Regions from separate parts of the Homo sapiens genome. Here region 2 is linked to region 1. The links are chromatin contacts, found by Hi-C or POLR2A ChIA-PET in ENCODE. All regions are on one chromosome and are shown on one strand. The core of a region is the stretch at or near the end of the contact, and the rest is flanking DNA. Distances in the headings are between cores, read along the strand shown. Region 1 overlaps RIPOR1 (RHO family interacting cell polarization regulator 1). Region 2 overlaps DUS2 (dihydrouridine synthase 2).

The links. A loop is a pair of places that touch in the nucleus more often than their neighbours do. ChIA-PET counts read pairs that join two places held with the same protein, here RNA polymerase II (POLR2A). Pooled maps may share reads with other maps.
Region 2: a loop to region 1 is called in a pooled map, with 2.4 times the contacts of the local background. The contact joins two enhancer-like sites. A Hi-C loop is called at or near these places in 1 of 37 single-sample maps with no recorded cell type and 1 of 50 pooled maps. POLR2A ChIA-PET finds 5 or more read pairs at or near these places in 2 of 52 experiments (T-cell and WTC11).

The regions. Positions count from the first base shown.
Region 1 is chr16:67,546,508-67,553,767 of GRCh38, forward strand. RIPOR1 (RHO family interacting cell polarization regulator 1) reads left to right here. Exons shown (of 22, transcript NM_024519.4): 22 at 1-279. LOC124903703 (a long non-coding RNA gene) reads right to left here. Exons shown (of 2, transcript XR_007065094.1): 2 at 2,712-2,840. Among named protein-coding and RNA genes, the nearest start is that of CTCF-DT, 12 kb to the right of the region's middle. RefSeq lists enhancers at 490-549, 5,689-6,190, 6,191-6,690 and a silencer at 499-793. Within about 2 kb of position 1,409, at least 30 of the 41 ENCODE cell types and tissues checked have a DNase peak (open chromatin) inside an H3K27ac peak, as active enhancers do.
Region 2 is chr16:68,062,178-68,068,797 of GRCh38, forward strand. It overlaps DUS2 (dihydrouridine synthase 2), which reads left to right. Exons shown (of 17, transcript NM_017803.5): 9 at 4,140-4,205; 10 at 4,389-4,459. Among named protein-coding and RNA genes, the nearest start is that of NFATC3, 20 kb to the right of the region's middle. Within about 2 kb of position 2,699, at least 25 of the 41 ENCODE cell types and tissues checked have a DNase peak (open chromatin) inside an H3K27ac peak, as active enhancers do.

The DNA of each region.
Region 1 (7,260 bases), core at 159-2,658:
AGGGCTCACCAGGCACTGGCAGGGAGGGTAAGGGCTGGCTCCAGATACCCCTCCCCCACAGATTCCTAGCAATGAAAATCTAATATATTCTTCTGTTGCCCCTGGGGTTGGAGAGTCAGTGCCTGCAGTCAAGTGCCTCCCAGCCTCGGCTCAGCACATCCCTTGCCACAAATCAGTGTCTGGGGCTTGGCCACCCTGCCGCTGCCCAGCCACATCCCTTGGTTTTGTATTTTATTTACAGAGTTTTACAGAAAATAAAAAAGCAAAATGTCTTTCCTACATGGCCTGGTACACTCCTGACCCTCTGCTCCAACACCCTCTGGCTGTGGCCCTGCCTGACACTGGTGTGTTCACACTGCAGCTGTGACAGTGCCATGTGCACTTGCCCTGGAAATTCAGGTGGAAGAAAGCCCAGAGGCTGGAACTGGGCTTGGAGAAGAGAGCAGGGGAAAAGGGTGGTTCAGCCTGCAGGTGGGGCCTACCCTGGGCCTGGGAACTACGGCCCAAGGTGGAGCTAAACTGGAGTTGGCCCAGAAAACACCAAAGGGTGCCAATCCCAGGCTGTGGCCTGGGAGCAAAGGGGAAGGGAAAGGAAAAACAGGAAGGGAAAGGAGGCACGGGGTGGCTGGAGCTTCTGCCCACCAGGGGGCAGCAGATCCGCGTCAGCAGATGCCAGGTTTGGGTCTTCTGCAGCCTGGGCAGCTTTCTGCAGAGGGGGCTGAAGGAGCTCCTTGAAGCTGGATGGCAGGGGAGAGGAGCTCCTTGCGGAGGGGAAGAGCTGGGACCTGGGAGGCAGGAGACCTGGATGGCTAACCTGTGACCCAAGACAGCAAGTCCCTTCCCTCTCCAGCTGTCTCCCCCTCTATAATAACAAACGTGCCTGAACTCTGTGATCCCCAACAGCCGGCCAACCTGTGCTGCTTCAGGAAGCAGAGATCCCAGGAGAGGGCTTGCCTTTGCCCCGCCTCGCCTTGCCCCAGAGCTGCCTGGCCAGTGAATGTGTTAACCCCAGAAGGCTGAGTCCTGCGTGAGGAACTGGAGTGTGGGGTGGGACTTCAGGATGGCAGGCCTGTTCTAAGGAGGGGCTGAGGGAGGCCCACACCCGTGGCTAGAGAAACAGGCTCTCCACCCTTCCCCTCTCCCTCAGCACTTCCAGTATCCAGGGGCAAGGAGGTGGTGCATACGCAGCACTTCCCTGACTCATTGAGGCCACTCTGATGTCCCAGTACCTGTGGCAGCAGCTTGGCCTGTGCAGGACGTGTCACGTTGGGGAGCCTGCCCTCAGGAAGAGCCAGTGAAGTGCCAACAGTCCTCTGGAGGGTGACCCAGATCCCCAGGGAGCCCTGCCCCCCAGTGTTTTAGAGCTAGGTATGAAGAGGTTTGGCTGGGGCTTTAACCACCTGCTGGGGAAGCCAAGCTGAGCAGAAAAAACGGCAACAGGAAGAAGCACAGGAAGCACCTGTGTGGATGCAAGTGGCTCATTCCAGACGCTGGGGCGAGGGTGGGCAGGGGCAGGCAGGCAGCCCTCTGCACACTGGCGCGGCTCTTTGCTCTCTGGGTAACGAAGGGTGGCACGGGATGGTGCAGCTCAGTATTTGGGGTGGTGAGCTGGAGCAGCATGGGGCAGAGGAGGCAAACAAATGATGGAGACCAGGCCAGCACCCAAGGCTGGCCACAGCTGGGGCCTGCCCCAGGGGTCCCTGGAGGAGGCCGGCAATCCCAGAACCGCCCCTAGCAGCCCTCAGTCCTGAGGCCCCCACAAGAGGCCCATTGGTAGAGCAGGGCTATCCACCTGCATCAAAAGCATAGCCTGTCATGGTGGGGGAAGAGGAAGTGAACACTGGTTGACCAGGTCCTGGGAAAGTGCAGATGGGGGTGACTGAGCCTGCATGAGCTCACAGCTCAGTACACAGGAGAGAGCAGGGCTTGGGCAAGAAATGGAGGATGGAAAAATGTCATCATCCCAGCCAAGGGGTCCACTGGCGTTGTCACTAAGAATCCCTGCTCTCCAATGCTGGGAAGGGACAGACCCTAGACTCTGTGCTCTGCAGAGTCCTGAGGCCAGAGCCTAGTATTCAGCTCTAGCCAGGGGTGGGTGTGAGGATCGGAAGGGGACAGGAGCTGGAATGAGGGCACTGTGAGCACAGCCAGGTGAAGCACATGATGCCTATCTGGCTCAGAGCAGCATGAATCAACCCCAGGACAGCCAGTCAGCCTCTCTCCATCAGTGGCTTGAAGGCAGGCTGGATGGCCTCCTACACCCAGGCCCATGCCCAGGTTCCTGAGATGGTGGAGGGGCAGAGAGAACCCTTGTCCTCCCACCTCTGTATCTCTCCTGACCCCCTCTGCCTCACAGGGGCCTCCCACAGGGCAAACCTGCCCATAGCATTCTCCCACCCCCTACCCTGCTGTCATGTGGGTCAGGGAGGCAGGTGTTCCTGCTGTTTGGGACTGAGGACAGTTGGGAGCCCCTTGCCTCAGGTGATGGGCAGTTGACGATACCATCATGAGTCAAAGGTATCAGGGCAGGGAAAGCGTCTGCCCAGCCTCTGAGGGGACAGATGGAAGTGGGCCTCCAAGGCCTGTGACACACTGAGAAGTGCCCTATCAGTTAAGTCCATTGAGGCCACAGTCGCCTTGGCCATCATCTCTGAGACTCTGCCCAGAGGAAACTGCTCCACGCACACTGCAAAGCAGGGGCCAGGCTGAAGTAGTCCATGATACAGTTTATTGTGCTGGCAATCGATGGAGTGTTCCCTCTACTCTCCTCCTTTCCTCTTGCCCTCTCCCAACCTTACCTTTCCTCCTGTCTCCCACTCTTCTTCCTCATGTATTCCAAGCTGCAGAGGACCAAAAAAAGAAGAAAGAAAAAAGGCACGTTTGTGAAGGCAAAGAAAAAGATGGGTTGGCATGTGGGAAGAGGATTGCTGCTTTGTCTCGCCCACAGAGCGGGGGTGCCTTCCTTGTATGTTTCTGTGCCTGGTATGTGGGTACAATTTGCTGAACCCCAGACATATGACATGACCCTCCTTTCCCTCCATACCCCCCTCCCCACCCCAGACAATCCTGGAGTGTCCCTTTCAGGCCATCCATCTCCCATGGACAGAAGGCTCTTGGCTTGGCTGCAAGGCCTGGCTTTTCTGGGCCTGGGTGATACAGGAGGGTAAGCTTGGGAAGGACTCCAGTGCCTCATATAAACTGCTAATGAAGCACAATCTATCATTTAGAAAATAGGACTGACATTGGCCTGCGAGAAAGGGGTCTCTTGTTTCAGAAGGTTGACGGCAATTGGGTGATGGCCACTACTCTGAGTTTAATGTCAAGGGTCAAGTCTCACTTGTCTCCAGATACACCCAGGGCATATGGACACTCAGTGAATGCTGACTGAGAGCAGCTGAATTGCTATACGCAACACCTAGGTTTCTAACTGTCTCCTCTTAATTTCCTTACAACCTTCTCCTCCTCCTCAGGCATGTCTTAACATGGTGAAACCCCATGTTGTCTCTACTTAAAAAATAAAAATCGCCCCACAGGGTTCCATTCTAGGCCCTTTCCTCTCTCTCAAAACATACCCCTAGATGACCTCCCCATTCTGCTGGCTTCCATCCACATGCTGAGGCTGCATGCCAATCATTCACATGGTTCTTACCTTGCTTCCAGACCCCCACATCCAGCTGCTCACTGGACACTTCCTTTTGAACATCTGGGGCATTTCAAACTCAACATGCTCAAAATCAGACTCAACATCTTCTCAAAACTTGTTTCTCCTCCAACAGCTCTAGGGGTTACCAATTTCCCAGGTACCCAAGCCATATAACAGAGCCTCATCCTTACTCTTTCCTCTGTACCCACATCCCAGCCATCAGAATCCTCCCAATTAAATGCCCTAAATATATATTTTTTTGATATGGAGTCTTGCGCTGCTGCCCAGGCTGAGTGCAGTGGCGCAATCTCGGCTCACTGTAACTTCTGCCTCCCGGGTTCAAGCAATTCTTGTGCCTCAGCCTCTGGAGTTGCTGGGATTACAGATGCCCGCCACCACAACCAGCTAATTTTTGTATTTTTAGTAGAGACGAGGTTTCACCTTGTTGGCCAGGCTGGTCTCTAACTCCTAACCCCAAGTGACCCACCCGCCTCAGCCTCCCAAACTGCTGGGATTACAGGTGTGAGCCACGGCACCTGGCCCATATATTTCTTTAGCAAGCTGCATGCCCACCTGCTCTTGTCACAGGAGCCTGCGCTTTCCCTTCTATAAGACTAATCACACTTCATTGCAATTGCTTATTTTATTTATTTATTTATTTTTTGAGATAGAGTTTCACTCTTGTTGCCCAGGCTGGAGTGCAATGGCGTGATCTCAGCTCACCACAACCTCTGCCTCCTGGGTTCAAGCGATTGTCCTGCCTCAGCCTCCCGAGTAGCTGGGATTACAGGCATGTGCCACCACACCCGGCTAATTTTGTATTTTTAGTAGAGACGGCGTTTCTCCATGTTGGTCAGGCTGGTCTCAAACTCCTTACCTCAGGTGATCCACCCACCCTGGCCGCCCAAAGTGCGGGATGACAGGCGTGAGCCACCGCACCTGGCCTGCAATTGCTTATTTACTTTGTACCCTCTGGAACATACATTCATAATATATGCTGACAATTTTACTGGGTAACCACCCAGGTCTGAGGTGGGTGCCTTCCCTCTAGAACTTGGTCCAAGTGTTTTGTTTTGTTTTTGGGACAGGGTCTTGCTCTGTTGTCCTGGCTGGAGTGCAGTGGTATGATCATAGCTCACCGTAACCTTGAACTCCTGGGCTCAAGGGATCCTCCTACCTCAGCCTACCAAGTAGCTGGGACTATAGGCACACACCACTATGCCCTGCTAAAGAGGTGGTCTCACTATGTCGCCCAGGCTGGCCTCAAGTGATCCTCCCACCTTGGCCTTCTAAAGTGCTGGGATCACAGGTATGAGGCATCACACCCAGCCTTTTTATTTTTTTTAAACAGCTCTTTTTGAGATTTAGCGCACCTACCATGCAATTCAACCATTTAAAGTGTACAATTTGGCCAGGCGCAGTGGCTCATGCCTATAATCCCAGCACTTTTGGAGGCCAAGGCAGGTGGACTACCTGAGGTCAGGAGTTCCAGACCAGCCTGGCCAACATGGTGAAACCCCATGTTGTCTCTACTTAAAAAATACAAAAATTAGCTGGGCATGGTAGTGGATGCTTCTAATCCCAGCTACTTGGGAGGCTGAGGCAGAAGAATCTCTTGAACCCGGGAGGTGGAGGTTGCGGTGAGTTAGATCATGCCACTGCACTCCAACCTAGGTGAAGAGTGAGACTCCATCTCAAAAAAATAAATAAATACTTAAAGTGTACAATTCAATGGCTTTTAGTATATTCAGAGTTGCACAGCCATCACCACAATTTTAGAACATTTTCATCAACCCAAAAAGAAACCCTGCACCCCTTAGCTGTCATCCCTGCGCTTCCATATTCTCCACCCTACCCCCAGGCAACCACTAATCTACTTTCTGTCTCTACAGATTTGCCTATCCTGGATATGTCTTACAAATGAAATCAGGTTAGGGCTTTCCAACTTACCCAGTTCTAAGATTCACCTGAGAACTTCCCTGGAGATTCCAATTCAGCAAATCTGGCGTAGGGCCAGCCAATTCTCTATTTGTTCAGGCTGCATCTGCCTTTGCTATGCCCAGCACCCAAGGCCAGATACACAGTAAGTGGTCCAGAAATATCTTCTGATGAATACCTCTAAAACCTGTCTCTAGCTCTGGTTTCCCTTACATACACCTCCCCAACTGATGGCCTTGTCTTATGTCAAAAGCAACCTGAAAAGCACTTTGAGTGTGAAAGTACCATATGTTCAGTGTGGAAGAAGCCTGGAAACTCAAACACTCTCCCTAGTCCCCCCCATGGGGCATAGCGCTTTAGAATGCACTTTCACCACCAGGATCCCAATTAAGGAATGGAACAGAAGCCTGAGGAGGGGACAACAGAGGGAGGGAGGACTGAGGTCAGACTGGTGGAGGAAGCAAGCAAGCTGAATCCCCAGGGGCCAGAGGGGGCAGTTAGAGATGAGGCTGAGGGGGTGAGCAGGGGCTTGGTGAGCATGGGAGGCCTTGTGGAGTGGCTGAGTTTGGAATTTATCCCAGGGTACCGGGGAGCCACCAGTGGGCTTGAAGCAGGGGGGTTTTGTGATCACGTGTGTGCTTTGGGAAGGTCACTCTGGCAGCTGTGAGAGGGAGGAGGCCGGAAGCAGGGAGGAGCCTGCAGTTACATTAGAAGAAGCAAGAGTCTGGGCCTGGTGGCTCACGCTTATAATCCCAGCACTTTGGGAGGCTGAAGCAGGTGGATTGCTTGAGCTCAGGAGTTTGAGACCAGCCTAGGCAACATGGCAAAACCCCATCTCTACAAAAAATACAAAAATTAGCTGGGCACGGTGGTGTGCACCTGTAGCATCAGCTACTGAGGAGGCTGAAGCAGGAGGATAACTTGAGCCTGGGAGGTTAGGGCTGCGTGAGCTGTGACTGCACCACTGCCTGATAGCCTGGGCAACAGAGTGAGACCCCATCTCAAAAAAAAAAAAAAAAAAGAAGCAAGAGTAGCCTGGGCCAGAGTGGGTAAAGGCTAGAAGCAGAGGCTTGAAAGTCATGCTCGCTTTAGCATGCGGTTTCATATGACTACTGTGATGTCCAGTGACTGCTCCGCTCCATTCCTTCCACACCTGTAGCCTATACCTTTACACTTCCCTTTTCATCCTTGACTTTTACCTTCTAATACTCAAGGTTTAGTCTGATATTTCCACACTAATATAAAACGAAATAGAAGGCACTCGAGGGCTAGGGACATCCTCTATCTATCTCTGGTAGTACCTAACCTTGAACATAGACCTGGGTCCTAAGCAGTTATTCAGGACATACTTGTAGATTAATAAGTCATCACCTAAATACCTCTGCTGTCTGCCTGAGAGCCTGAAGTTTCCACAATTAAAGCCCTTCCCAGCCTGGGCAACATAGTGAGACCCTGTCTCTATAAATAATTCTTTTTTTTTTAATTAGCCAGACATGGTGGCATGTGCCTGTAGTCCTAGCGACTCAGGAGGATTGCTTGAGCCCAGGAGTTAAAGGCTGCAGTGAGCTATGATTACGCCATTGCACTTCAGCCTGGGTGACAGAGTGAGATCCCATCTTTTTTTTTTTTTTTTTTCCTGAGACAGAGTCTCGCTCTGTCGCCCAGGCTGGAGTGCAGTG
Region 2 (6,620 bases), core at 1,449-3,948, 520 kb after region 1:
TTTTTGTATTTTTAGTAGAGATGGGGTTTTGTCATGTTGGCCACGCTGGTCTTGAACTCCTGACCTCAGGTGATCTGCCCATCTTGGCCTCCCAAAGTGCTGGGATTACAGATGTGAGCCACTGTGCCCAGCCATAATGTGCCTTTCATTTGATCCTGAAACCCCTTGAAGTAGATAGGATTGGCAGTTATCTCCATTTGATCAAGGACAATAGACTAAAGCACAGAGAGAGAAAATAATTTGCTTAAGATCATATAGTAGGCCGGGCGTGGTGGCTCATGCCTGTAATCCCAGCACTTTGGGAGGCTGAGGCGGGCAGATCACAAGGTCAGGAGATCGAGACCATTCTGGCTAACACGGTGAAACCCAGTCTCTACTAAAAATACAAAAAATTAGCTGGGCGTGGTGGCGGGTGCCTGTGGTCCCAGCTACTCAGGAGGCTGAGGCAGGAGAATGGCATAAACCCGGGAGGCAGAGGTTGCAGTGAGCAGAGATCGTGCCACTGCACTCCAGCCTGGGCGACAGAGCAAGACTCCGTCTCAAAAAAAAAAAAAAAAAAAAAAGATCATATAGTAAATAAGTGGCAGGCAGAGCCAGCTTGTGAACTATAGTCTCTTCTGACTCCTAGTGTCAGCACCCTCTCCAGTAGCATCTCAGGTTCAAGGTGCCTGGGTATAGTTTATAAGTGTCAGGTCAATAGGCACCTCAACTTGGAAATCTCCAGTTAAGACACTTGTGTGCAGGGTGGAGTGGAAGTAGACATCTTGGATGTCAAATTGGTTTCCACACCTAGGAGAGGGGGCCCCAGCAGGGAGGATGTGGTTCACAACATGAGCACACAGGCATTTTTGTTATCCTCCAGCCTCCTCTCTTCTCAGACCCAGGCTGTTGGCTCTGTCCTCTCTACTGCCCCTCTTTGAATAAGGCAGATTTCATCCATGAGGCAGCAGAGATACACTCAACCTCAGAAGCTTAGTTCATTTCACTACTTCTCTGGTTGGGTACTCAGATGGGCCAGGTTGGACTGATAGATGGGGTTTGCCCCATGGTAGGGAGGTTGCAGGCTTCCACAACAAAGCCAGATGTGGCTTAGGTGTAGGGGCTGGATTCAATTCGGGTCCAGACTGTGTTGGCAAGCTGGGTGACCTGGGTGAGAGCTTTGCGGGTCCTTCCAGGCTTGGCGTTTTAGGCCCGTGGTTCCATCTGTGGGAGTATCTCAAGACCACCTCTAGAAATTTTCTCAAGATTCTTGTTTGGGGTTATGAAAAACTTTGGAAATACATAACATTGGTGGTTGTACAACATTGTGAATGTAATTAATGCCACTGAATTATACACTTAAAAATGTTTAAGATGGCAAATTTCATGTTATATATATTTTACCCCAGTTAGAAATAAAGGATGCTATCTGTTGAGAATTCTGCAGACCCTTGGGGTGAGTAGGGGTGGAGAGTGGGATATCAATCTCTTTGAGAAAGCTTCTACCAGGTAACTCTGATATATGCTCCCTGGATTAAGAACCTCAGTTTTATTTTATTTTTTTAAATATTTATTTATTTATTTTGAGAGGGAGTCTTGCTCTGCTGCCCAGGCTGGAGTGCAGTGGTGCGATCTCAGCTCACTGCAACATCCACCTCCTGGGTTCAAGTGATTCTCCTGCCTCAGCCTCTGAATAGCTGAGATTACAGGCATGCACCACAACACCCGGCTAATTTTTGTATTTTTAGTAGGTACGGGGTTTCACCATGTTGTTCAGGCTGGCCTTGAACACCTAACCTCAGGTGATCTGGCCTCCAAAAGTGCTGGGATTACAGGTGTGCGCAGGGCATCCCCCTTGTGTACACTGTACTTGGGCCATGGCTGACAATTGGCAGGGCCAGGACATGAACTCAGGTCTCAGTGCTTTCCAGGCCTATGCTTTCCTATCCTCATCTGCTGCCTCCCAGAAACCAGGGGAGTGAAGGAGACTGCTTTTCTTCAGTTGGCCAGTGGGTCTATTGAGGCAAGCCTGCTTGTAGGTAGATGTGCTGTTCCTCTGCTCAAATATGGACTTGTCTCTCATTCTTTCTCCCCAAAGACTTGGATCTGGAGAGTTGGTGTCCAGGAGAGTGTCATGCTAGAGCCTGGCCAGAAGACAATCTCTAGTTGCCATTTCCCCTCAGTGTGACCCTTGCAAGTGCCTAGGGTTTTTGGTTACCTAATTTCCTTCCTAGTCCTTAACACACACATGAAACACACAGAAATACTGAAGAAAGTACTGAGAGCTACTTGGATAAAATAGCAAAAGGAAGTTCTACAAGACAGAGAATTGGATCAGACCAGCTGGTGTTGCTTAAATCACCAAATGTCAGAGGATTCTAAGTGAGCACTTGTAATGGAACCTTTTAGAGATGTTGCTCTGAGCATGAAGGATGGGACTAGAATGAGAATTTTTATTGTATTTCTTGATGAACCTGTCAGTCCCGCCCTTAAAATGTAAGTGCCTCTTTAAGGCCTGCCAGGGTGACCCTAAGACCTCAGGCCAAGTCTGCCTCCTGGAGCAGCACCTAGAGACTGTTCCTTCCTGCCAGTCCCTGGCATTTGGGCCAGCAGGTCCTGTCTTGCTCATGAACTGTCTGTCAGTCCAGCCTCTTGATCTGATGTCTTCTGGAATGGCCTGCTTCATCCTGTCCCTGATAGGCCTCCACTACTGGTTTTTGCAACCTGGCTCTCTGCTGCCCCCGCCTGTCTAGAATCAAGACTGGCAGCAGCCACCTAGATATCCCCCTGCTCTGCTAGGCAGAGATCCAGTTCTTGGAAGAGGGTTCTTGGGATCATCTTTCCTCCAGCTTGCCTGGCCTGAAATTTCTGATGAGGGAAGAAGATAGCAATGACACAGACATGCAGTGTCATCTACACCTCTCTATCTCTGATTCTTGTGTGGTCTGGTCTTGCTACCTCCCTGTCACTTTCCTGCGTGACTTCTTGATCTTTCTTTGAAATCTTTTGCAATTGCTATGTGATAAGCACTTTTAAATATGTGCTTATCTTATGAGTATGTTGTCTTTTCCTTTGCCAGTTTCACTCATGTATGTCTGACTGCCCTAAAGAGGAATGCAGGCCCCCCTTAAGAGCCTTCCTGTTCCCTCACCCTGTAAGTCCTGGAACAACACTTAGGGAACATTCCCTTCACCCAGGAAAGAAGCTGTCTGCCCCCCCGCTTTTTTTTTTTTTAATAGAAACAGGGATGGGCTAGGTGCAGTGGCTCAAGCCTGTCATCCCAGGACTTTGGGAGGATAAAACAGGTGGATTGCTTGAGCTCAGGAGTTCGAGACCAGCCTGGCCAACATGGTGGTCCCAGCTACTCTGGAGGCTGAAGTGGGAGGATGGCTTGAGCTAGGGAGGCAGAGGTTACAGTGAGCCAAGATTGTGCCACTGCACTCTAGCCTGGGAAACAGAGCCAGACCCTGTCTCAAAACAAAACAAACAAACAAACAAACAAAAAGGAAACAGGGTCTTGCTGTGTTGCCCAGGCTGGTCTCAAACTCCTGGCTTCAAGCAATCTTCCCACCTCAGCCTCTCAAAGTGTTGGGATTACAGGCATAAACCACCACACCCAGTTAGCTATGTGTTCTTTTTTTCTTACTTTTTTTTTTTTTTTAGCCGTGTGTTCTTAACCAAGGCTAGGCCTCAGAATGATTCTGAGGACGGGCTGGAGTGTGTTGGGCAGAGCCTTTTGAAAACACACATTCCTAAGCCCTTCCCCTAGAGACTGACTCAGGAAATAATAGTGTGGAATTCAAGAGTGTGTATTTCTTCAGTTCTCCAGATAATTCTGGTATTTGTCCTGGCAAAGGCTCAGTGAGCTGCACACAGGTGTACACGCGTACCCATTCACTCACTCATTCAGTATATTTGACAAATATGTGTATACCACTAGGTGCCAGGCAGGTGCTGGGGCTCCAGTATAGAACAAAGGCAGGTCCCTTGCCTCATGGAGCTTATGTGTGTATGTGTGTAACAGACACACACATGCATTCACACATATGCAAACTGTTCATGCCACCGGAATGCACAGCCTGTAGCGGAGTTAATTAGTACAGGCAGAGTGATGGTTTGTTCCAGAAGACATAGGTGCTCTTGTGTTTTCCTTTCTGCAGATCCTCAGCACTCTTGTTAAAGGGACACGCAGACCTGTGACCTGCAAGATTCGCATCCTGCCATCGGTAAGGATGGTGTGTTACATATGAAGGTCCATTCTCTCTGGTGATGTTGGATTTAGGTTTGTGAACGATTCTTGAGGTGCTAAATTAGGCTTGGAGGAGAGAGTAGAGCTGAGCCTACTTTAGGAGGCAGCAGCTGCTCCTTCTGGAGCTTCAGTAACCATCCTGTGTGGTCCTCCTCCTCAGCTAGAAGATACCCTGAGCCTTGTGAAGCGGATAGAGAGGACTGGCATTGCTGCCATCGCAGTTCATGGGAGGTGAGTGGTCACCTTTCTAGTGACTGGCAGGGAGGTCCTAACCCATCTTAGTGATCCTTCCTTAATTGATCTGTCACCCCAAGTGACAGCCAATTTCTCTTCTACATATTCAGCCTACCTCTGCCTAGCTCTTTGATATCTTATGAGTCTGGAGGGCAGGCAGACCCTGAATGGGCTTTTGCATTTGCCTTTCTTTCATTCATGGAGTGCCTATTGAGGGTAGGTACTGAGGTTTAGAGACACAGAGAGACTAAGAAAGGAGAAACACCTCTACTATCAGGATGTGTAAATGCTAGAGATTGAGTAATTTGCTCAAAATCATACCATGCAGCCAGTACGTGGTGGAATTCTGACCCTCATGAGAAAAATCTCATTTATTTCCTTCCCTCCCTCCCTCCCTCCCTTCCTTCCTTCCCTCCCTCCCTCCCTTCCTTCCTTCCCTCCCTCCCTCCTTCCTTCCCTCCTTCCTTCCTTCTTTCCTTCCTCCCCTCCCCTCCCCCTCCCTTCTCCCCTCCCTCTCCCATCTCCTCCCCTCTCCCCCCTCCCCTCCCATCTCCTCCCCTCTCCCCTCCCATCTCCTCCCCTCTCCCCTCCCATCTCCTCCCCTCTCCCTTCCCATCTCCTCCCCTCCCCCCTCCCCTCTCCTCTCCCCTCCTCTCCTCTCCTCCTCTTTGTCATTCTGTCACCCAGGCTGGAGTGCAGTAGCGCAGTCTTGGCTCACTGCAATCTCCATCTCCCGGGTTCAAGTGATTCTCCTGCCTCAGCCTCCCGAGTAGCTGAGATTACAGGTGCGCTCCACCATGCCCAGCTAATTTTTATATTTTTAGTAGAGACAGGGTTTCACCACGTTGGCCAGGCTGGTTTCAAACTCCTGATCTCAGGTGATCTGCCCACCTTGGCCTCCCAAAGTACTGGGATTACAGGCATGAGCCACCAGGCCCAGCCTCATTTTCTTTCTATTATATTGAGCAATGACTTCTCCCTTGAATAATCCCAGACAGACTGCTTTGTTTATGTGTTTTTCATTGTTGTTGTTGTTTTTTGAGACAGTCTTGCTCTGTTACCCAGGCTGGAGTGAAGTGGCACAATCATAGCTCACTGCAGCCTCAAACTCCTGGGCTCAAGTAATCCTCCTGCCTCAGCCTCCTGAGTAGCTGAAACTACAGGCACATGCCACCACACCTGGCTAATTTTTTATTTTTTTGTAGTGACGGGATCTCCTTATGTTGCCCAGGCTGGTCTCAAACTCCTGGGCTTAAGTGATCCTCCTGCCTCAGCCCCTCAAAGTGCTGGGATTACAGGCTTGAGCCACCATACCCAACCTATTCTTTTAAAGGCTCTGCCTCTCTTGTCTGCATTTGTTGGACTGCCAGCTGTCACAATGACTAAACAATCCTTCTAGCTGTAGCTAATGTACTCTATGCTGAGAGCTGAGGTTCTGAAGGCCACCCTTGGCTTACCATTCACACTTGTTCCCTGTGTCCAGGATGTGATTTTGTACAGCATCTCAGGTCAGTAGACTTGGGCCAGAGGGACCTCTCTTCTCTGAGTGATGTTCCTTTGGGCTTAGGGGTCTTATAGGAAGAGCCCAAGTTGTTGATTGTGCTCTTACAACATTTTCAGAGAAGGGAACCCAGAACTCCCTTCATACAAAGCAGAGCAAAGCAGAGTTGCTTGGGTTGAAGCCAGGAGGGAGGAGTACACACTTGTACACATATGCGCCTTCCCAAGGCAGCAGGCTTTGGATTCAGACTCCCTGGTTTGAGATCCCGGCTCTGCTGCTTGTTAGCTGTATATCCTTGGGAAATCACTTAACCTTTCTGAGCACAACATTCCTTGTTTAGAAATTAAGATAATTTCTACTTTATAGGGTTGTCCCAGGGCTTTTATGAGATTGTGAATATAAATCCTTGGCACAGTGCCTGGCATGTAGTATTCTTTCTCTCTCTTTTTTTTTTTTTTTTTTTTTTGAGACGGAGTCTTGCTCTGTTGCCCAGGCTGGAGTGCAGTGGCATGATCTCGGCTCACTGCAACCTTCGCCTCCTGGGTTCAAGCAATTCTCCTGCCTCAGCCTCCTGAGTAGCTGGGATTACAGGTGCCTGCCACCATGCCTGGCTTTTTTTTTTTTTTTTTTTGTATTTTTAGTAGAGATGGGGTTTCA